Linked DNA regions of Mus musculus: all the other regions are linked to region 1. A link is a loop called in an ENCODE intact Hi-C map of the cell type or tissue named here. Cell type or tissue: gastrocnemius. All regions are shown on one strand. Each heading gives the region's core, and the rest is flanking DNA. Links, peaks and the distances in the headings are about the cores only.

The links. Peaks named below come from ENCODE experiments on the same cell type or tissue, not always from the same donor. Only the 100,000 strongest peaks of a DNase experiment are listed, where the experiment ranks them.
Region 2: it touches region 1 in a loop (6-fold over the local background); 26 of 42 quality-filtered maps call a loop at or near these places.
Region 3: a loop joins it to region 1, with 7 times the contacts of the local background. A loop is called at or near these places in 27 of 42 quality-filtered maps.

The regions. Positions count from the first base shown.
Region 1 is chr8:106,883,737-106,891,626 of GRCm38, reverse strand. Chtf8 (CTF8, chromosome transmission fidelity factor 8) reads left to right here. Exons shown (of 4, transcript NM_145412.4): 2 at 4,271-4,326; 3 at 4,590-4,707; 4 at 5,101-7,764. The coding sequence starts at 4,304. The coding sequence ends at 5,325. It overlaps Derpc (DERPC proline and glycine rich nuclear protein), which reads left to right. Exons shown (of 3, transcript NM_001378379.1): 2 at 4,271-4,326; 3 at 5,101-7,764. The coding sequence starts at 5,322. The coding sequence ends at 6,923. Among named protein-coding and RNA genes, the nearest start is that of Chtf8, 5.9 kb to the left of the region's middle. In gastrocnemius, for the core only: a CTCF peak has its summit at 3,620; DNase peaks (open chromatin) are centred at 3,635 and 5,914; H3K27ac peaks cover 1,611 bases.
Region 2 is chr8:106,684,637-106,692,526 of GRCm38, reverse strand. It overlaps Tango6 (transport and golgi organization 6), which reads right to left. Exons shown (of 18, transcript NM_173037.1): 2 at 3,235-3,875. Among named protein-coding and RNA genes, the nearest start is that of Tango6, 5.5 kb to the right of the region's middle. In gastrocnemius, for the core only: a CTCF peak has its summit at 4,842 (motif pointing left); a DNase peak (open chromatin) is centred at 5,183.
Region 3 is chr8:106,695,574-106,703,463 of GRCm38, reverse strand. It overlaps Tango6 (transport and golgi organization 6), which reads right to left. Exons shown (of 18, transcript NM_173037.1): 4 at 7,868-7,890; 5 at 6,724-6,860; 6 at 4,346-4,508; 7 at 3,217-3,299. Among named protein-coding and RNA genes, the nearest start is that of Tango6, 16 kb to the right of the region's middle. In gastrocnemius, for the core only: a CTCF peak has its summit at 3,724 (motif pointing left); a DNase peak (open chromatin) is centred at 3,713; H3K27ac peaks cover 766 bases.

The sequences.
Region 1 (7,890 bases), core at 935-5,934:
TGTTCACTGGTTTAATCTTTAGCAGACCACACAAAGTGTTTAGATACATTGTAATGGATTTTTTTTCCTTTGAGACCAGGTTTCTCTGTATATCCCTGGCAGTCCTGGAATTCAGTCTGTAGACCAGGCTAATAAAATGGACATTTATAAAACATGATTTAGTCATAGAAGATTTTGTGTCATTAGATTTAAATCATTGAATCACAGTCCTTTGTTTTTCTGTTTGTATGGTTGGGTACATACCATACTTACACCACATTTTATTTTGGGAAGTTACCATTATGAGGGTCACTGATCAGGCTGTTCTCTAAGACATTAGTAATCCTTTAATATGTAATGATTTAGAGAGCAGAGGATGAGAATTGGGTTTGGTCAGAGATTAAAGTGAACCCACGGCAAAAAAGTCCTCAGTCTTCATGACTTCTTTTTTTCCTTGATGAGGGGTAGAGAGAGGGTTTAGGGTATAATTTTGAATCTTGAAGGTGGCATTGAATTTGACTTTTAAAGCCTAAACATGGATAAGGTAATAGTTTATCAGCTACTTTGATGTATCAGCTTGGATTTTAGCTGCTTTCATTGCAAGGGACAAGGCTTCTTTCAGATTTGCAGGAGAATGAGGGCAATTGCAAGGTAGATGGATCTCAGAAGTTGTGTATGAGGAGGGCTGGTGTGCAGACCACACAGTGGAATGGCTAAAGTCACATCCTGCTTTACTGGTTATTAATTAGCTATGCGACCAATTGCTTAGCCTTCAGCTTTTCTAAGCCTTGTTACCTGAAAGGGAGTTTGATAACCATGCCTAACTTGAGCTGGTTGTCAGGATGGGATGAGATAATCCAGTAAGCAGTCCAAAGAGTATGGAGATGAAATCTTTTGGTATTGGTAACACTGTGCTGCTTTCTAATCAAGGCAAATCTTAGTCCTAGAAACTGGTCGATTCTTAGTGTTAGCATGAAGTGAGACTGAAGACTCAGAAATTGATGCCACACAGAATTTTCATTGTAACATTTTTGTTATTTGTTACTATTACCAGAATTTGGCTTCTTAAACAGCATTGGAAATTCACACAAGTGCTTCAGATATTGGAATCTTTGCATTGATTTAGCAGATGAATAGCCCGAAAACTGAGAAATCTTGACATTTGATACTAGCAGCCTAATATTATGTTTAAATTTTTTTTCTACTTGGAAACATGTTCTCAGATTGTAGGTGTTCTGCTTGTACGAGGCTTCACCTCTTTTTAAGTTTCCCTCACACCCACCTTTGTTGTTGGAGACAGGGTCTTCCTGAGTTGTCCTGCCTCAGCCTGAAGGGCAGGGATTACAGATGCATAGCACCACACCTGGCTTTTGAGACCCTTTGAATAAAATGTATGCTAATTGGGACACGTGGTCATACTCCTGTTACCTCTGTCGGTTGTGCTCTCAAATCAATATGTAAGCTAGCCCCATGGACAGTTTTCTGGTGACCTCAAGGAGCAAGAACAGGAGTAATAGATGCTACAGGAAATCTCAAGCCCTGAGATACACACACACACACACACACACACACACACACACACACACACACAGAGAGATCACATAGGTATAATCATATGGATATACAGGTGTCTCTAAGCTAGACTGACACATTTCCTTTTATATCCGTGTAAGTCACCTAATTTGATTTAGCATAAAACATTTTACAGGGTTGATGGGGTACAGCAACAGAATGGCCAGGCTGTAAGCCACACAGTTACTGTTTCCAAGGCATTGCTAGGTGTTTGCCAGGATCAATAGAAATAACTCAGGCAAGGCTTCCTGCAGCTGTATATAAAGATGTATGTTTTCAGTTGAACCTGCATGGGTAGGTTTGCAAGTGCTACCCCAAATCAGAGGTCAGGTGTCTGCTTTTCTTAGTTCATTGTGAATTCTTATTCTGATAGTCTGTCCAGGAAGCAGAGAATTCACTGAGAAAATTTGGCAGCCATACTGTCTATTTCCTGTGGATAAAAAGCACAGGAAAATTGAAATTTTCAGGAAGCGTATTTTGGTATGTGTGTGTAGCATATGTGCATGTGTAGAGGTCAGTAAGTATCAGTCTTGTCTTCTGCCTGAGACACAAAGTCTTGGTTCCACTGCAACCCTTCAGGCTTTGGAGTTTTCCTTTGCCTCCTGTCTCAGAAAGCCACTGCGGTTGCAGATGCTAGTGCTGTATGTTTAGTGTCTTCATGGGCACTGGAGAGTGGAGCTCAGGTGTTCATACTCGCATGTCTGAGCCATCTTCCTGGATCCAGGACGTAGAGTATTATCTTCTTCCCCATGTTTAGAATATGATGTTCACAGATGTGAATTCTTTATTGCTTTTTTTAGGCCACTTTTTTTTTGCAGCTTACACATCATACACAGTATCAGTCAACAAAAGCTTATTTGAAAGAACTTGGTCTGTGCAGCCTTGGCCTTTTACAATCTTTATGAATTATAATCAAAGTTAGACTGTCAAATGCTGAATTGCTTACTTCCCAATCTAAAATATTAGCTATTCTCAATAGGAGTCTAAAGTCTTGCATGAGTTATATTTAGTCATCACACTAGTGAGTCATCATCTAGGTGTCAGCGACCTAGTCATTTAGTGACCTGAGCGTGATCATACAGTAGCTTTCCACCTTACAAGCTGGAACCGGAACTCAGCCTTTTGAATTTGGATTGATTCACTTTGGAGATGCTCTGGCAGCAGGACTCAGTGCTTTTGATCCAGTGTATGAGATTAAAACAGAGGGATTGGAAATTCAAAGATGGACCTGGTCTCAAAAGTTAAGTTCTGCAAAGGGTCTTATAAGCACAAAGATCTTTGCCTTTTCTCGGTAGGGCCACAGCCTCTTTGGGTACAGAGACTCACTAGCTCACAGATCTAGTGTTGGTGCCCTTGTGCTGATGTGAACAGCACTTACACATGTTCCTGGCTGCACGCTCTCCTGATTCCTCTTCATTCTTGCTGATACCTGGTTCTGTCCTTTAGGAAGGGAAAATTAAGTAGTGACTTTTAAGTAACTAGATGGGCTAGTTTCTTGTCTTTGCTCTCTATACTCTAGTTGAGTGTGTACCACATATGAATACATGATTTTTATTTGTATATGACCCAGTAGCCTCAAATGCAAAATAGGAATAAATGGTTATCATTAGAGTTGCTGTGTTGGTTGAGATACCATGTACACATGTGCATAGCATGTAGTCCATAGTAAACATTTAAAATATGTTAACTGCTGACCCAGTGTGTTTGGTGCTCTGGAAAGAGGTTCTGTCATGATATAAGCCTACTGGAGGTCCAAAGCGACAAGAACCAGTAAAGAAACCCCTCAAATGGCAGCTGCCCCTTGTCGACCTAGCTCTCTAGAAGCTGAGGTTAAGAATATGCTATACCAAGCCCCAGGCCAGAAAAAAAATCCTGATTAATATTTTTTCTGCGTTTTGAGTACAATTATAAAATCTGTTGGCTTTTTGTACCATGACTGGTAACACTATATATTGTCTCATTCAAGAGACAACCAAACACTGTAGCTTTGATTCCCCAATTCAATCTCTGTTAATGGCAGGTACAAGGGAAAATGAAGCCAGCTAGCAGCAGGCTTTTAGGGTGCTCCAAATTGCCACCTGGTGGCGCTGTTGTATAATGTGAAGATACAGGAACTCCCTCCCTCAGCTAAGTGAAAGGTAGTCTGTAGCTGAGTTACATTAGAAATCAGCTTACTACTAGGCACGTGGCACAATCCTTTAAACACACAACTGGGGAGGCAGATGGATCTCTATGAGTCAAGGTTAGTCTGGTCTACACAGTTTCAGGATCACCAGAGTTACATAGTGAAAGAAACCCTGTCTCAAAAAAAAAAAAAAAAATTGCCTTACCATTTGTTGTAATACACCTGAGTGGATCACCAGTCCAATGATTGTCATTAACAACTGTAATCTATATGTTCAGAAACAGCAAGAAAGCCTAACCCTTTTGACATTGCTAGAGCAATAGAGTAACATGTTTAAAAGCACTTAGAATTCTAAGTTCCTGCCACACATTGGGCTGGAAGTGTAAAACTCAGTTGGCAGAATGCTGACCTAGCATTTGTGAGACTGGCAGGAGAATCCGAAGTTAAAGGTCAGCCTCAGCCATAGGGAGTTCAAGGGTAGCGTGCACTAGAGACCTGTCTGAAAGTGGGGAAAGTGCCTATCATACAATTAAGTGATAAATATAATTATTTATAATTATTGCTATCCTAAAAGGTTTTTTTCCCCCCCTCTAGTTTTTCAGTTGCATTTTTAAAGAAGGAAGGCTCATGGTGCAAATTGTTATTTCCAGGTGAGTACATTTTAAGATTTTACTTAGCTTGAGTGTTAAGGGCTATACTGGTTTTACATTCTTCTGAAGGAATTAGGGTCCTCAGGTACATCTTCTATACATTCTTGCATTACAATCTATATTTCAGTTCTCAGTACTGCCCAGTTTCCCGAGAACTTGTATTCAACAGAGTTCCTTTGGGCTTCTAATGGTGGTGTAGGTGTAGGACACTACTCATCCTTCACCGCTCAAAAATATTGTAACCGCCAGCCCTTTACTTTCAGTACGGGGGCTGAAGGCCTGGCAGAATGGGTGCTGATGGAGCTACAGGGGGAGATCGAGGCTCGCTACAGCACCGGATTAGCTGGAAACCTCCTGGGAGACCTACATTACACCACTGAGGTGAGGGGGCTTTTCTTTCCCTGCCTTATGCCTCAGTAAAGCAAGCTCCACCAAGGTGGTGCTCCCAGGACCCAGCGTGAGGACTGTCCTCGGGTTTGTTGCTCCAGGTTAGCCAGTCTGTAGAGCTAGCTGCTTGCTGTCCCCACCTTCTGGAGTAGCAGAGGAATGGAGCCGTTGGGAATCTGCTAGAGTCCTAAAAGTAGAAATGCTGTTTACGTGGGGCTGCAAAGAATGAAAGGGCACAAGGGTGGATTGCCAATGTGGTTTTTTAACAGTGATAGAGCCAGACCAGGGGCTGGAGGTGCCAGCATTGCTGCAAGAGCAGCTTTAAAAGGCCCCTGAAAGGAACGGCCTTGCCCTCAACCTTAGGCATCTCCTTCTGTTCTGCCAAAGGGAATCCCTGTGCTGATCGTGGGCCATCATATCCTGTATGGGAAAACCATCCACCTGGAGAAACCTTTTGCAGTCCTTGTCAAACACACTCCTGGGAAGCAGGACTGTGATGAGCCCGGTCGAGGGACTGGCACCCAGTACTTGGTGACAGCACTCATCAAAAACAAGATCCTTTTCAAAACTCGCCCCAAGCCTATTATCACCAACGTCCCCAAGAAAGTATGAAAGAACCCCGGATTTTCCCTAGAGAGCGACCAACTCCTTGGACTCGTGCTCCATTGCCACCTCGAGGACGGCTGGACGGAGGGCCTGTTATGAACGCAGGCCACCCAATGGGTGTGAACTCAGATCCTTTCCTTATGGCAGCAGGTTCTCTTGGTGGAAACCTGGCTCCATTTCCAAGGAATGCAGCTCCTTTTCAGAATCCATCAGGCTCTTTGGCGTCAAACCCAGCACACTTTGCTGCTGGTGCTCGCGACCCAGGCATGACTTCTTTCCCAAGAGGGATGAATCCCACTGGCACAGGTGCAGTTTCCTTCCCAAGGCCAGGAGGCCTGTTGGGACCAGGACCAGGACCAGGTTTAAACCCTAGAACAGGGGCTCTTCCAGGCCCAGGGCCTATGTCTAACCCCAGATTAGGAGGGCTTCCTGGACCTGGTCCTATGGCCAACCCAAGGGCAGGCGGACTTCTGGGAGCAAGTCCTGACCCTAGAAGTGGTGGCCCCATGGTCCCTGGATGTGGACCCAACATGAGGGCAGGTGTTTTGTCCTCTGGGACTGGTCCTCCCAATCCTAGGCCAGTTGGCCTGGGTCCTGGACCAAGTCCAAATCTGAGATCAAGCTTTTTAGGTACAAACCCGGCCCCTAGGTCGGGTATGTTTCCAGGCCCAGGCCTGGGTCCCAACCCACGAGCATGTGGCTTAGGACCAGGTCTTGGGCCCAACCCAAGAGCTGGTGGCCTAGGCCCAGGCCCAAATCTGGACAACAGAGCAGGTGGCCTCTTAGGTACAGGATCTGGTCTTAACTTAAGAATGGCTGGACCTCAAGGCTTAGATCTTGCCCCCATCCTGAGGGCAGCAGGTCTTTTAGGGACAAATTCAGTTTCTTTTTCCCAGGCTTCTGGAAACATGGGCACAAACCCGCCCACCATGACAAGAGTACCTGGCCCCATAGGTCCAAACACAGGTCCTAGCTCTCGAGGACTTGGCCTTCCAGGGCCAAATCCCTCTCCCATGTCAAGGGCTCCTGGCCCCATGGGTCCTAATTCAGCTCATTTCTCAAGACCAGGTGGCCCCATGGGGGTAAATGCTGGAGTCTTTCCAAGGGGGACAGGATCAGGAGGACTGAACCCAAATGCCTTCTCTCAGTCTTCTGGCACATTGGCCTCAAATCCAGGCACCTTTCAGAGGTCTGCTGGCCTCCAGGGCTCAAATCAAGCAGTTTTCCCAAGAGCCTCTGGGCCACTAGGCCCCAACCCAGCTAACTTTCCAAGGGCCACTGGCCTGCAGGGTCCAAGTCCAGCTGCCTTCCCAAGGTCTGCTGGTCCATTAGGCCCAGGTCAAGTTGCTTTCCCCAGGTCAGCTGCGGGGCACCTGGGCTCTTCTCCAGCAGGCCCTGTGGGTATCAACCCAGCTCCTTTTGCAAGACCAACGGGGACCCTGGGCCTTAACCCAGCTTCCTTTCCAAGGATGAATGGCCCTGTAGGTAAGACTTTGGTCCCATTTCCTAGGGTAGGCAGCCTCCCTGGCTCAAATCCAGCTGCTTTCCCCAGGCCAGGGGGTCCAATGGCTGCAATGTACCCAAATGGAATGTTACCCCCTTAAATACCATTTTTCTTCCAGGGCCACTTTTGTTATTTAAGCACTGTGGTTCTGAGCTGGGGCTGTCTCTTAGATAAAAGAGTAGATATGGAAGTACAGTCTGAAGAACATAGCTGGGGCTCGAGTTCAAATGAACCTTCTTTTTCCTCTGCTTTTTTCTTGACTAAAGGCAAAATGTTATTTGTGAGCCATGGACTATGGCAGATGGGGTGATCCTGGCCTCAAGGAAAAGGCTCTCTGGCCTTCCGGAAGCCTCTGTGCTTTTGTCCCACAGCTTTCTGCCCCTTGTTTCTTACTAGTTCCTTGAACTGTTCTCGTGGACTTTTCCTCAGGGATACATTGGCCTGCAGGTCCTAGTTCCCCACTCACCGCTGGAGAATTGGCTCGCTTGCTGTCTAGTGACGCTGCATTGGTGAGCGGGCCATGCTTCGGTAACTCTGACCCGGCTCCCTGGACCTAGTCATGTTCTACTGCCAGACCTTTCCCTGGGGGCTTGAACACAGAATGGGAGGTGGACACCCACGCCACAGACCCACCACATTTCTGCTTGACTGGGCCTGCGGCTCCTTTCTTCTGGGACTTAGAGGTGGACAGATTTAAGCTTCCTCCGATCAGCCAGCTCCCTCCTCACTGGTCCTCCCAATCAAAGAACCTCAAAACTTAAACTGCGATGGATGGGAAGTGGGGGGGCTGGGGGGGGGGTGGAGGGATGAAAGGGAAATCACTGTGCTGTGTTCAGCTTGATGTGAAGGATGGTTGGTTTTCCTCCATTGTATCTTTTCTTACTGTTTCTTTAATAAATGGGTGAGAGGGCTGCTGCTGTCGCTCCATTTTGTTCTGTTTACTCTCTGCTTGTTTTTTTTAAAATGACAACAACCCTGTTTATTACCTGCCGTCCAACATGCTTGTATTTGAGGATACAAGCTTTGGTTAGCCTTCACTCATTCTTCCGATTCTATTTTGTAGAATA
Region 2 (7,890 bases), core at 1,808-6,807, 200 kb after region 1:
AGAGAATGGAAGGTAATGTTTTAGCACAGCTTGAGAGTGGAGAGGAGGAAGGCTTCCTCTTATTTCCTTCTTTGTGAACACTCATGGCCCTCCCTCCATCCCTCGATCCTCCATTCTGGGCAGGAGCTGTGATTTCCTTGCTGATGATGGTGGGATATACCCGCTCACTGTCCAGTGAGTGAGTGCCGCTTGGATGCTCCTCTTCTCTCCGTGGGAGTGAGACAGGGCAGAGGTGGATCCCCTGCCGTGGGGGAGACCGCAGGCACCACAGTTTTCCAGGGCTCCTAAGACTGGATGAGCAGTAAGTATCTCTGACTAGAGGGCACTGGGAGAGCTCCATCTTTATTTAAGAGATCTCTTCTCCACCTTTGCCCTTTGTTTTTAAATCAATTTATTTATGTATTATGTACAGTGTCCTGCCTGCATATATGCATGCACACCAGAAGAGGGCACCAGATCTCATTACAGATGGTTGTGAGCCACCATGTGGTTGCTGGGAATTGAACTCAGGACCTCTGGAAGAGCAGCTAGTGCTCTCAATCTCTGAGCCATCTCTGCAGCCCCCTCCACCTTTGTCTTTATGAGCAACAGTGGTGATGTTTTTACTTCACTGTGGAACTGTATATTTATGTGGGCTCTGGGGATTAAACTCAGGTCACCAGGGGTGCATGGTAAACATCTTTACCCACTGAGCCATCACCTACCTACCATCACTCCCATATTTTGACTTTTCATCTCTTGCTCTGATGATGGTTTTTTATTTTTTATTGTTTGTTTGTTTGTTTTTTCATGAATTCAGAACTTGACTCTCAAAGAGGATGCAAGTTACTTTGGGTACTCTTTTCCTTTTCCTTTTCCTTTTCCTTTTTTCTTTTGGTTTTTCGAGACAGGGTTTCTCTGTGCAGCCCTGGCTGTCCTGGCACTCACTCTGTAGACCAGAGTGCGCCTTTAATCCAGCACTTGGGAGGCAGAGGCAGGAGGATTTCTGAGTTCGAGGCCAGCCTGGTCTACAGAGTGAGTTCCAGGACAGCCAGGGCTACACAGAGAAACCCTGTCAAAAAGAAGAAGAAAAAGAAGAAGAAGGAGAAGAAGAAGGAGGAGGAGGAGGAGGGAGAAGAGGAGGAGGAAGAAGAGGAAGAGGAGGAGGAAGAAGAGGAGGAGGAGGAGGGTTATTTTAAGGAACACAAAGGAGTAAGAACAAGGGTGGGCAGTGAACAGGGAGGAGTGAGCCAGGGCTGATGACTCCTGACCCATTTATATTTTAATAGCAGCTTCTCTGGCTACCTTCTGAGCCTGGCCCACAAATTAGAGACACAATGGAGTCTCATTTATAAATCTTAACTCCTCAATTACTGTGTGAGCTTGAGTTATATGAAGAGCAAGAATATGTCTATTCTGGTTTGCTTTCTGTTACTGGGACAAAACACTGACCAAAAACAAGTTGAGGAGAAAGGGGTTTATTTGGCTTACACTTCCAGGTCACAGTCCATTATTGAGGGAGGGCAGGGCAGGAGAGCTAAAGCAGATACCACAGAGGACTGTGTTTACCACAGAGGACTGTGTTTACCACAGAGGAGGACTGTGTTTACCACAGAGGTCTCTGCTCGCTAGCTTTTGTATACTGCCTGGGACCACCTGCCCAAGGATGGTACAACCCACAGTGGGTGGGGCGGGCCCTCCCACATCAACTGTTAATGAAGACAATCCCTCACCCACAGATGTCACCAGGGGCCAAGCTTACCTGGGCAATCCTTGAGTTGAGACATCCTTAAATGACAGTGGGCTGCTTCAAGTTGTCAGCTGTAGCTAACTAGGACAATGTCTCACGCTCCTGTATCCTCCACACAAATTCTGTGCTCCAGATACCAACTGCTACTCAGCTGCGCACTGACTGAGTGACAGCAAGGAATAGGCTCGTTCCTCCAGTACCCCCCATCCAAGTATTAACCAGGCGCAACCTTGCTTAGCCTCCAACTAGCACATAAGATCCAGTGCATTCAGGTGGTATGAGCGCAGACACCCCCTCCCCAACATCCAATACAATAAGCAGGGACTGAGCTGCTCACCCTTTATCATTGACCACCTGAGAAAGAAGGCACGACTCTAATAGTTTTCTGAATTAGCACTAGGGGGAACTGGTTTAGGTACTTAAAGCACTTCATCATTATCCTGTCCACCATCTTCTAAGGCTTATATTATTATATTCACTTTATAAAGGACTGGAGAGATAACTATAAAGAGCTCTTGCTGCTCTTCTCTAGAGAGCCTAAATTTGGTTTCCAGCACCCATACCCAGTAACCTATAATTCCAGTTCCTAAAGGATCCAAGGCCATCTGCACACATAGGCATATACACTCACAGAGTCACATCATACACATAAATTAAAAAATAAGTTAAATAAAAACGGAAACAAGTCGGGTGGTGCACACCTTTGATCCCAGAACTTGGGAGGCAGAGACAGGCGGATCTCTATGAGTTCAAGACCAGCCTGGTCTATAGATTGAGTTCCAGGATAACCACAGCTACACAGAGAAACCCTGTCTCGATAAAACAAAACAAAACCAAACGAGGGGGCAGGGAGAATAGAAGTTCCAAGAAACAGCCTAAAATAGCTGTCCCACAGAATGATACAGACGGATGAAACAGTTACATGACAGCTCTCAAAGTGTGCAGAAGGCTAGCCCCCAAAGAATGGAGCCTCCATACCCCTTCTCCCAAAAGACTACAGGTTACAACTCTGGGTGTGCTTGGCATTAGACAGAAATTCTCTCTCTCTTTTTTTTTTTTTTTTTGGTTTTTTGAGACAGGGTTTCTCTGTATAGCCCTGGCTGTCCTGGAACTCACTTTGTAGACCAGGCTGGCCTCGAACTCAGAGATCCACCTGCCTCTGCCTCCCGAGTGCTGGGATTAAAGGCGTGTGCCACCACGCCCAGCTAGACAGAAATTCTATATCTTTCAATTAGCTCATTTCTTTTTTTTAAGATTTATTTATTTATTTTATGCATATGAGTACACTGTAGCTGTGCAGATGGTCATGAGCCACCATGTGATTGCTGAGATTTGAACTCAGGACCTCTGGAAGAGCAGTCAGTGCTCTTAACCGCTGAGCCATCTCACCAGCCCTCAATCAGCTCATTTCTAAAGAATAAGAAATGCCTTTCGAAACCTGACACAAAAATACACCCCAGCATTCATATTCCCCCCACCCACCCCCACCCACGCCGTACATTTACCTCTTCCACAGGTCCTGGTGGTTTTCTTTTGGTTGGGCAGAATCCCAGCTGGCACAGACCTGCTGCAATATCCCCAAAATGGCGGCAAAAAATCAAGCTCCCCAGAGATGCATGCTGCGCCAGGTCGAGAAGGACCCTGCAGCAGATGTACAGTCTCCGGGTGGCATGGGGGGCAGCCTCCAGACGTACAACATCCTGAACAACAGCTCCAAACTCAGTCCTGTCTCTCAGAGGGACTCCCACGCCAGGAATGAGGTAGGGGCAGACGCCCAAGGTGACTACAAACTGCAGAACAGACTGGAAGGTCTTCTGTTGGGAGACGCTGAGTGTATCTGGACTGAGGGCAGGGGCGGCTTCTGGAGTCCTGGGGTTAGGTTTGCCAGGATTGAAATCAGCTACGAGGCGGGCCAGGACTTCCTTCAGACACAGCAGCAGCAACAAGGTTTGAGAGGTGAAACTCCAAGTGATATCCTCGGAGCTCTGCGGCCATTCAGCCTTATCAGCAAGTTCATCTCTTAGGGCTTTGAGTTTCTTCCACTGAGCATCCTTCAGAAACTTGGCCTCCAACGCAGACAGGTTAGATTTTAGAGTCTGCAGCAGGACATCGTGCTTTGTGTTCTGTAGTGAACTTGAGCCTGATCCTTTTGAAGGGAGAGGGGGGGAAAAACAAGCAAAGAAAACAAATGATACTTTCTTCTGTGTGGAGCATACTGCCCACTCCAGCCAGTGAAGAAGGGAAAAACTGGAGGTGCTAACTATAAGCCTGTTAGGCAGATCAAATATTCTCTTTGTGGGGGAGTCATTCGTGAGGTGCTGAGGATCGAATCCAGGGCCTGGCACATGCTAGGTAACAGTTCTGCCACTGAACACTGCTTCTAACCCAAGCCTTAAGACACACAGCTATAGCTGGCAAGGTGGGTCAGCGGGAGAAAACAAACTGAGCTCCTTCCACAGAAGCCACGTGGCGGAGAACGACTCCTGCAAATTGTCTTCTGACCTCACACGCATGTGGTGGTGGCATGTATGTGCCCATGCCAACATGACCATACACCCGCACACAGTAGTAATGAAATAAAAAATTTCAATCTAATTTACCCAAACTGTACACCAGGAAGACTGACCTAATGTAAGCCATAGATTTGGGTTAATGACCATGTGTGAACATTCTTCACCACATTAAAACATATTACTAATAACAGACCTGGGATTCAGGTGGGTAATGAAGCAGGCATATGGAAATTTTCTCAATTTCCTCTTTCTCTCTAAACCACAAGATGTAATCAAGTGTATCAGAGCATTTGGAAAGCAGAGGCAGGGAGATGATGAGTGTCAGGCCATCCTGGGGTAGTTTAAAAACAGCAACAAAACACACACACACACACACACACACACACACACACACGACTCTACACGACTCCCTGTGATTTTATCCCATTTCAACAAAACACACACACACACACACACACACACACACACACACACACACACACACGACTCTACACGACTCCCTGTGATTTTATCCCATTTCCGTGGCCAAACAGACAGTGATTAAAGCAAGAGCTTAGTGCAGTGCTGGAGACCTGTGATACTGCAGTCTTCACTGCCCTCTACTGGCCATATGATGAAATAAAATACCTCAAAATGTTCGCTTCTTTTTTTCCTTCCCTTTTTTTGGGGAGGGGTTTGTTTGGTTGATGGGGGTTGGGGTGTTTGTTTTTGTTTTGGTGGGTTCTTTGGTTTTTTGTTTTTGTTTATTTTGGTTTTTGTTTGTTTGTTTGTTTGTTTGTTTGTTTGTTTTGAGACAGGGTTTCTCTGTGTAGCCCTGGCTGCCCTGGAACTGCTCTGAGCACCAGACTGGCCTTGAACTCACAGAGATCCACCCCCATCTACCACCAGAGTGCTGAAATTAAAGGCATGGGCCACCTGGCTTGGCTCCTCTTTTTCTTCAGCAGCAAACCCCACATCCGTCCCCCCAGCACCAGCTTAGCTTTGAAACACGGTCTTGCTGTTTCAAGTCCAGACTGGTCTCTGCTTCCTGAGTGCTGGGATTAGAGGCACCATGTCTGGTGAGTTCTGAGAATTTTGATTTCGGTTATGTTATATGAATATATTTTTTTGTTTAATCCCTGGTGTGGGATATGGGACTGCTTCAGTTTGTCTACAGCCGTTAATTGTGACTGTCTCAATGCTCTAGGAGGGGGCATGATCTTTGTCAGCTGCAGATGGTTTAGTTCTGGGGATTCTGGAGAAAGTATAAATACCAGAGCCCCAGGACTGGTGGGAGGTGAAGAAGAAGGTGGCTGCTGCTCCCCTCCCCCACCCTCACTTTTCCTAGATACTGTTGCAGTTTGACAGAAATTAGAGATATGACACTGAAGACCGGACTTGCCCAAGGAACCCAACAGCCCTAACCAGCAGGAAGCAGCCTATAAAGGTTTACACCCCTCCCCTCTAACCTCCTCGCTCTCCTACCTGCTGGTAGAGGGATTAGACCACAATAAAACAATAAATACGCCAACACTGAAGCTAAAGTAGCAGTTCTCAAAATGTGGCATGAAGGACCCATGTCAAGAAGTCTGCAAGGAGAAAACAATTCCCCAATAACCGCGCTAGTTTGCACCGACTGCTTTGACAAACACCAAGACCAAAAGCAGCTTGGGGAGGACAGGGTTTCTCTGGCTTACGGCATCTAGGGATGCTGTGGCAGGACCTGAAGCAGAGACCACGAGAAATGCTGCTTCCTGGCTTGTGACCCATGGCTGCTTCCCTTCCTTTTTATACAACCCTGGACCACCTGCCCAGGCACTGCCCACAGTGTGTTGGGCGTTCCCACATCAATCATAAAGAAGAAAATGCACCGCTGACTCGACTACAGGCCAATCTGATGGAGGCATTTTCTCAACTGAGAGTCCCTCTTAGCGAATGACCCTAGGTCGTGTCAAGTTGACAGATAAATAGACTGACTGACTGACTGACTGACTGACTGACTAGTACAGTAACTGTGAGCCAGGGCTGGGGATGTACACAGGTACATATGTCAGTTTGATCTGCAGCATCACACACAAAAAAGAGATTAAACATATATTAAACATATAAAGCAATGCCGCACTTTACCAGTTATTTCTCCTTTAAAATGTTACTACAGGAAGTCATAGTGGTGACATCTGTTAACGCAGCACTCAGGACAATGAGGCACAAAGACTGCTGCAAGGCCAGCCTAGTCTCCACAGTAAATTCTAGACTAGCTTTAGCTAAAGAGTAAGACCCTGACCCAAACCCGGGGATAGAGGGGGTCTACCCTCACCAAAAAAGATCCAGATGACCAGTACAGGCACTCAAACTTGAGAACTTGGGAGGTAGAGGCAAGCAAATCCCCAAAATCTGAGGCTAGCCTGTTCTATAAAGCAGGTGTCAAGGGCACAGAGCTACACCCTATCCCAAACACACACACACACACACACACACACACACACACACACACACACACACTGCAGGAGTAAACTAAACCTGATACAGCATATGCAAGCACAGACCTGGTGTTTGATCCCCAACACCAAAACAAAAGAACGAAACAGCCAGCTTGGTGGTGCACACCTGTAACCCCGTTACGCAGGAGACTGACACCTGTAACCGAGTTACTCAGGAGACTGAGGCAGTTATTGCCATTAGTTTGAGTCCAGCCTGCACTACACAGAGAGTTCCAGGGCAGCCTGGGCTATAACATGAAACGTTCTCTTTAAAAAGTCATACCAAAAAAAAAAAAGAAAAATGAAAAGAAAAAAGACAGAAAAGAACAAAAAAGCCACATCCAGATCCATGCAGTACACAATAGTCTACATACACAACATAGAATAATTTAGGGGGCTGGAGAGATGGCTCAGCAGCAGAGAGCACTTAGCGCCCTCTCACAGAACCAGAATCTAGTTCCCAGCGCCCACATAAAAGGGTTCACAACCTCATATAACTCCATTTCCAAAGGATTTAGTGCCCTCTTCTGGTCTCCATGGGCACCCACACGCATACACATAAATAAATATAGCATAAACCTTCTTTAAAAACGAAGAATTTTAGCATACTATTTTTTTTCCCCTTCCAAACAAGAGTGTTTGGAAACAGTGGTGTGGATGTAGTTCAGCTGGTAGACTAATTGCCCAGCAGGCAAGATGCCCTCGGTTTGATGCCCCAGTACTACATAAACCAGTGTGACACTGCAGGCCTGTAATCCCAGCATTCAGGTGACTGAGGTAAAAGAATCAGAAATTTAAGTTCATTATATGGTACAGAAATTCAAGATTACCCTTCATTATGTGGGGTACATGAGACCCTATCTCAAAACTGGGGGAAAAAACAAATCAAAACTAAACCAACCCAATAGCTACGACTGCCAAATGCTGAACAAGGGATCTCTCCATTAGTAAGTTAAAAGACAGAAGGTACAAGCTCAGTTCCCAGTACCCATGTCAGATGCCTCAACTGCCCATAACTCCAGCTCCAGGGAGATCTGACACTTCTGGTTTCTCTGGATAACTTCACTCACACATACATACCCACACATACATATTATTAAAAAAATAAAATAATCTTTTTTTCTTTTTCCTTTTAATGTGGAAGCCGGAAGGATGGTTCATTGGGCAAGACCACTTTCTGCACTGGGGT
Region 3 (7,890 bases), core at 1,684-6,683, 190 kb after region 1:
ACAACCATCTGTAACAAGATCTGACGCCCTCTTCTGGAGTGTCTGAAGACAGCTACAGTGTACTTACATATAACAAAATAAATCTTAAAAACAACAACAAAATAAAAAATAAATTAAAAATTAAAACATCAAAATAAACATCCACTCTGCCCTCACAGTCTGCTAGGAGAAGGGTAAAGCAGGCTGACAGTTCCCTCAGAGTAACCAGAGACCCAGCAGTCCCTCCTGTCCCTAGGACTTATCCAGGAGAGCAGAAACCGTGATACTATAATGAAATGCACATGACTGGGTAAGGCTTACAGAGTTCTTGTTTTCTACAAGACAAGGGTTCACTGTGTACTCTGGCTGACCCGGAACAAACTCTGTAGACCAGGCTAGCCTCAAACTCACAGAGTTCCACCTGCCTCTGACCCTAGATGCTAAGATTAAAGGAGTGCACTGCCAGCACCTAGCTATTGTTTATTTTTTGAGATAGGGTCTCAATATGCAGCCTTGCTGTCCTTGGACTCGTTACGTACACCAGTCTACTCTCAAACTCAGACTCTGCCTCCCAAATGCTGGGTCATAGGCATGAACTGTAACATTCAGCCCAGGAGTTTGGAGGTTTTGTTTGGATTTTTTTAACTTTTAAAAAGATTATTTTACGTGTATGCATGTTTTGCTTGCATTTTGTTATCTGTGTACCATGTACACGCCTGGTGCCTGAGGTAACCCAGAGAAGGCACTGGCTTTCCTGGCATTAGAGCAGTCTGACTCCCTGATGCCTTCACCCTTTCATACAGTTCCTATGCTGTGTGACTCCCAAGCATAAAATTATTTTTGTTGCTACTTCATAACTATAATTTTTCCACTGTTATGAAACATAATGTAAGTACCTGTATTTTCCAAGGGTCTTAGGTGACCCTGTGGAAGGGTAGTTCAACCCCAAAGGGACTGTGACTGGTAGGTTGAGATCCACTGAAATAGAGTTACAGATGGTCATGAACCACCATGTGGATGCTGGAAATCAAAGCCACGTCCCTTGGAAGAGCAGGCAGTGCTCTTAACGGCTGAGCCCTCTCTCTGGTCTTGTTTTGTTCTGAGCAATCACTTTTGGAAACTGAAGGTCCCAACAGCATTGTGCTGGCCCCGAGGAGAGGGGGGCAGAGCTCCATGGGGTAAGGCACACAGTGGAACAACAGAGGACATGTGACTGGGAGATCACCAGGGAGGGCACAGCCTATTCTTTCCTAACAACCCTCTCTAAGAGCTAGCCAGGGTTCCATAGAACTCCATCAATACCTTCTGAGAGCGGTGCCTCAGTTTACCCATCTGCCTTTCATTACATTCAAGCTTTCTCTCTCTTTCTCTCTCTCTCTGTGCCTCAGTTTACCCATCTGCCTTTCATTACATTCAAGCTTTCTCTTTCTCTCTCTCTCTCTCTTTCGTGTGTGTGCGTGTGTGAGTGTGTGTGTATATGTGTGAGTGTGTGTGTATATGTCTATGTATATATATATATGTGTGTGTGTGTGTGTGCATGTGTTCCCTCCCTCTCTATCTCTTAAAATAGGGTCCCATGTACCCGGGCTGGCCTCTAACTCACTACACAGCTGAGGATGACTTGGAACTTCTAATCCTCCTGCGTCAGCTTCCCAAATGCCAGGGTATAATCATGTGCCACCACTCACACTTAGGCACAATCTCTTTTTTTTAGGTTTTTCGAGACAGGGTTTCTTTGTGCAGCCCTGGCTGTCCTGGAACTCACTCTGTAAACCAGGCTGGCCTCAAACTCTGAGATCTACCTGCCTCTGCCTCCCAAGTGCTAGGATTAAAGGCGTGTGCCACCACTGCCTGGCTCTAGGCACAATCTCTTAAGGATTCCATAACACCTCCCAAATATTGCCACACTAAAGAGAAAGCTTCCACCACAGGAAACCCTGGGGGATCCTCTCAAACCACAGCCTAACCACAGCACATACGGAAATGTGTACATGAACTGTCCAAAGCAGCACTAGTCATAAAAGCTGAGGAGTGGCTAAGCAAAAATGCAGCCTACTCATACAATCAAGAATTATTCGGTAGTCAGAAAGATCCATGCTATGATATGATATAGAATGGCACTAAAACATACCAAATGAAAAAAGCCAGTCACAAAGATCAGACTGTTCACCATGATTTACAGGCAATGTCTAGAACAGGTGGATCTAGAGGCAGAATACAGGCAAACAGTTCCCTCTCCAGGCCCAGAGGACTGGGAAGTGGTGATGCAGGGATTCAGGAGTGAGAGCTAAGCAGTTCCGGGAGTTTCTCTGAGGCAATGAAATGCTCTAATATTAATGATGGTGACGCGTGTACAAATCTGAGTTTAATGCCATTGACTGCTACTTATATTTCTGAATGTACAAACTGTATGCATATGTCAGTAAAGCTGTTAAAAGAAAAAATGTACTATACATCCAAATGTGTACCAACTAACAAGCAGAAATGTGGTATATCATGCAACAGACGTTAGCAGTAAAAAGGTACAAAAACGAGCAGTATATGGTGGTTACCACAGTCTCAGCTTCCAGTGACAACAGCTTCCTCCTTCCTTTCCGTTTTACAGAAATAAGTGGCTAAATGTTGCCATTCATAAGCTAACCAAACCTCTGTCCACTGATGAAGCATAACATGTTATCTTTTTAAAATAAATAAAATACATAGAGACATAGCAGTAGGGAAGGGAAAGGAGATGGTGACAGCCAGTACTCACTGTGAAGCCCTAGAAGCTAGAACTCACTATAGCAAACAGGCTGGCTTTGGCTTTACAATGATCCTCCTGAGCATAGGGATTACAGGCGTCTACCTCCAGGGCCAGCTAGTCAGACCCACTATCTTCTTTCCTTCTTTAATTATGTGTATTTGTGTGCACACCTGCATATGTGGGTGTGTGCAGGTACAGGTGCCTGAGTAGCCCAGAGGCATGAGATCCCCCGGGACTGGAGGGAGGCAGTTGAGAGGCACCTGATGTGGGTGCTGAGAACGGACCCAGGTCCTCTGTGCTCTCACCCGCTGAGCCATCTAGCCCCTATTCATTCAAATCCTGGAAGTACTGGTTATGAGGCAAAGCTACAGACACAGTTCAGTGGTACAGTGCTTGCCAGCAGAAGGCCTGTGTTCAAAGTCCAGAGCCTCCAAAAACAAAAGGCCGTCAAGTATGAACATTAACTAGCAGCATCAGCGACCTGAATTACTAACCTTAAACACATCTTCAACACACCGACTAAGTTCCTCTTCAGTCACCAAAATAGCTCCTGGCACCATGTCACTCTCTGGAATCTCTTGGAAAATAAATAAAATTAACCCCACTCATTACTTTTCTGAATAGAAGACACTAATAAAGCAAGGTTTTATTAGTAATATAGTGCAGGTAGAACCAGAAGATGAGTGTCACCACTGTATGACATGCCACTTACATGTGATATTCACAGAACCTCTGACGCTACTGATGTTACTCTTGTTCAGGAAAAATGAGTTCTAAGACAGAGCACTTTTGTCTTCAGCGCAAAGCCATTCTGTGCTCTGTTGCTCTATAGCATAACTTTGTCACCAAAATCTAAAATTAGGGCTAGAGATAAGGCTCAGTGGAAAAGAGAACTTGCTGCTTTCGCAGAGAACCAAGGTTGTTCCAACAATCACTTGGTGGCTACCAACCATTCCTAATGCCAATTCCTGGGATCTGATGCCCTCTTCTGGCCTTCTCAGGCACTGCATGCATGTGGTGCACAGACATACATGCAGGCAAAATGCTATGGACTTTCTCTAACTGTTAAAACGACATTGACTCATTTGTATGTGCACCCCTGTGCACCTGCTCACCTGCCTGCCACGAGCCACGTGAGGAGGTCAGAGGACAACCTGCAGAAGTTCCTTCTTGCCTTCTACCAGCTGGGTCCTGGGGACTGAACTCAAGTCCTCAGGCTTGGCAGCAGGCACCTTTCCCACTGAGCTATCTGGCTGGTTCTTTTTGAAATTTGGACGGTTGTTTTTAAAGTTTTTTTTAAAAGACAGAAGCTGGCATCTTTCTTTGAGGATTTATGCTGAAGGATTTAGGAGTGATGTGTCATCACGTCTACAATCAACTCTCAGCGTTCCAGAAAAAACTACATTCATGTGTGCAGAGAGAAGCAAACGGGACCAAAATGGGAACAGTTGGTAACTGGGGAAGTGTGTCCGAGGGACTCAGTGCTCTCCTCTTGGAACTTGGGGGAAGTAGTTTTCCAAGTATAAAGCTAGGAGGGAGAAGGAAAACTGAGGATAGAAAGACCCCAGACTTAATCCTTTAAGTCTGCACGGTAAGGAGGCACACTGCAGCTCGCTCCCTTACCTGCTGTGCTCAAACAGCGCTGCAGAGGTGCTAACATGGGCTGAAGCAAATACTTTGCTGCCAGTTCTGGGCGCTCCCTGGACAGAGTTATGAAGGTGGTAGTGGCCACTCTCTGAAACTGCCGTGCTGTCAATTTATCTTGAAGGTGGAATAAGTCCAGAATCTACAACAAAAAGTAACAGTAAATAAAAGGGGAAACGATAGTTTTTAATTTTTTAAAATGTGTATGAGAACCAAGCAGGGTTACATACTCCTTTAATCCCAGCACTCAGGAGCAGAGGCAGGGGGATCTCTGCAAGTTTGAAGCCAGCCTGGTCTACAGAGTGAGTGCCAGGACAGCCAGAGCTGCACAGAGAAACCCTGTCTCAAAAAAGCAAAATAACAACAGCAACAGAAATAAACGATAAAATATGTATGGGTGTTTCCCATGCATGTGTGTTATGGGTATTTCACATACATGTGTGTCATAGGTGTTTCCCATGCATGTGTTATGGGTGTTTCACATACATGTGTGTCATAGGTTTTTCCCATGCATGTGTGTTATGGGTGTTTCCCATGCATGTGTGTCATGGGTGTTTCCCATGCATGTGTGTCATGGTTGTTTCCCATGCATGTGTGTTATAGGTGTTTCCCATGCATGTGTGCTATGGGCACCATATGCATGCCTTGCCACAGACTCGAGGAAGGAGTGATGGATGCTCTGAGACTGGACTTCCTGAGAGCAAGTCCTTATGTAGGAGCAGGAAATTAAACCTGGGTCCTATAGAAGAGCAACCAGTGTTCTTAACTGCTACGCCTTCTCACCAGCCTCCCAAAGCATTTATTTAAGCCAAAATTATAAAGTCACTGAGAGACTACTGAATACTGAGTTGACAGAACTGTTTTAACAACCAAACATCAAAGGATACAAGCTATTGGTGGTGGTTAATGGTGGCAATTTGCAGTTTTGTTTTTTGCTTTGGGGGACGTAGGCAGCTGGTAGTTTGAGACAGGGTCTTACTGTATAACTCTGCCTGGCCTGAAACTTGTTATGATTACCAGGATCAGAGATTCACATATATGTATACCACTTAAACTCAAAGACCCATCTGTCTCTTCCTCCCAAGTGCTTGGATTATAAGTGTGTGCCAGCATCCCTGGCCAAGATTTATTTTTAGTGTGTGTGTGTGTGTGTGTGTGTGTGTGTGTGTGTGCGTGCATGCCCTTGGGGGCTAGCAGAGAATGTCAGATTCTCTGGAACGAGAGCTACAGGGTTATGTGAGTTGCCTAAGATGGGTGCTGGCAACCAAACTTGAGACCTCTAAAAGAGTAGCAATCACCCTTAAGTCAACCAACCCTCCAGTATAGTTTTTTTTCTTTTTAAATTGTTACCAAGTTAACTTAACTCATTTAACACTTAGCTCATTTTAATTTAAAAATTAAAAACATGGAAAAAAGAGACAACCAGATGAAATTTTGATGAGGCTTTTCCCCCAACAGTACAGTCCAAACTCAAGAGATCTACCTGCCCTGACGTCCTCAACTCTGGGAGTGTGAGTCACTGCCATTCTCAAACCTAACAATCAGGCTGTATTCGTCCACAGGTGTTTATTATTAAGAAGGACGTGGGGCTGGAGAGCTGGCTCAGCAGTCAAGAGCACTGACTGCTCTTGCAGAGGACCAGAGCACCCACACCAGGAAGCTCCCAACTGCCTTGTTCTAGTTTGGTTTCTGTTACAGTGGTAGGCCACTCTGACCAAGAGCACCTTGTGGAAGGAAAGGGTTTATTATAGTTTCCAGGTTATACAGTCCTTCCTCATGGGAAGCCAAGGGAGGAACTGAAACAGAAATCAGGGAGGAAGGAGGAATGCTACTGACTGGCTTGTCAGCTTGCCTTCTTATACAGCTGATGACCACGGGTGGCACTGCCCACAGTGAGCTGGGCCTTCCACAATAATCATTAGTAAGAAAATGCCCCACAGATGCACACAGGCCAGGCTGAGAGAGACAGTTCCTCAGCTGAGGCTTCTTCTTCTCAAGTCACTCTAGTTTGTGTCATGTTGACAACTGACCAGCAAATACCCTTAGCTCCAGGACACAGGATGGTGTGGGCATATACATGCACGTGCACGCAGGAGGAAGTGGCAGGACTGGTGTTTGGCCCCACCAGGCACAGCGCCTTCCACTAGTAACCCCAGCACTAGGGACGCTACAGCAGGAGCATCACTCCCAATCTGGGCTGTAGTGCATCAAATTCTGAGCCAGTCTTAGCCTACGGCTGCCCACTAAATAGTGAAATGAAAAACTACACTGCTTGTGCTTCAGTCTCGGAGCATTCGCTGCCCTGTGTGTGAATGAGCAGACACACTTGATGGATCAGCAGTAACAAGATGACTTACCTGCGGGCAGATGTCCTTGTAGTAGCTCTCTGGGGAAAGGGACTGCTGGGGACAAGAGGCCAGGATCTTTGCAATCAAGTCACACTTCCTCCAGTCGGCAGCTGTGGCCTCAGCATCGCTCCCACCAGCCGCGCCCGCTGTCACATGGAAAGAGACATCAAAGGCTCACAACAGTCCTCACAAAAGTGCTAAGTGATGGAGTGGCCTTAAAATTTGGAATAAGAAATGTTTCTTTTTCTCTGCTAGAAACACTATTTTTTATATTTTATTTATTCTATTTTAATTTCATAAATATATAAGATGTTGTTTTATCAAAGTCCTCCCCATACCCTCTCTTAATCTCTTCTACCTCCCACCAAAAAAATTTCCCCCGAAAAAAAAATAAAACTCTGAGCTGGGTGTGGTGGTGCATGCCTCCAATCCCAGTGCTTGGGAAGCTGTCTCTAAAGGGGGAAAAAAGCCAGGTGTGGTGAGACATGTCACAAAACTAAGACCAGCCTGGTCTACATAAAGAGTTCCATCTAGGGTTACATAGAGAAAAGAAGGATTCATTGCTAGTAGCCCTAAGAAGCATTTTTTTTTAAGTTTAGGCAGAAGGAAATATGAACTGAAGTTCATTTTTCACAGATTTATTTATTTTCTATCATTTGTATAATTGTTTAGCTTGCATGATGTACATGCACCGATAAGGCTAGACGATCCTCTGGAACTGGAGTTACAGACGGTTTGAACCCCCACCATGAGGGTGTTGGGAACTGAACCCAGGTTCTGGACAAGAACAGCCAGTGCTTTTAACCACTAAGCCATCTCTTCTGATCCTTTTCCTTGTTCCATGTTGTTTTGTTTTGAGACTGTTTCTCATTAGTAGAATGTAGCCCAGTTTAACCTCTAACTCTCAAGAGCCCTGAGTTGGGAGATCAGAGCATGTGCCAACACAGCTGACTTGGAAACATCGTATTCTTAGAGCAGCCGCCATCTGCATGCCTTTGAGAATGCAGGGCCTCAGAGATGCCAGGTAAGAGGGCTAGGCTGAGCTCTACCGCCAGCTTTCAGTGAAATTTCAAGGCAAAGGGCAGCAATTTACCTCTGACTCTAACCCAAAGGGAAACCGATACCAAAGTAACAGAAACATGTTACTTCTTACCACCTGCTCCTTCCAGAATGCCC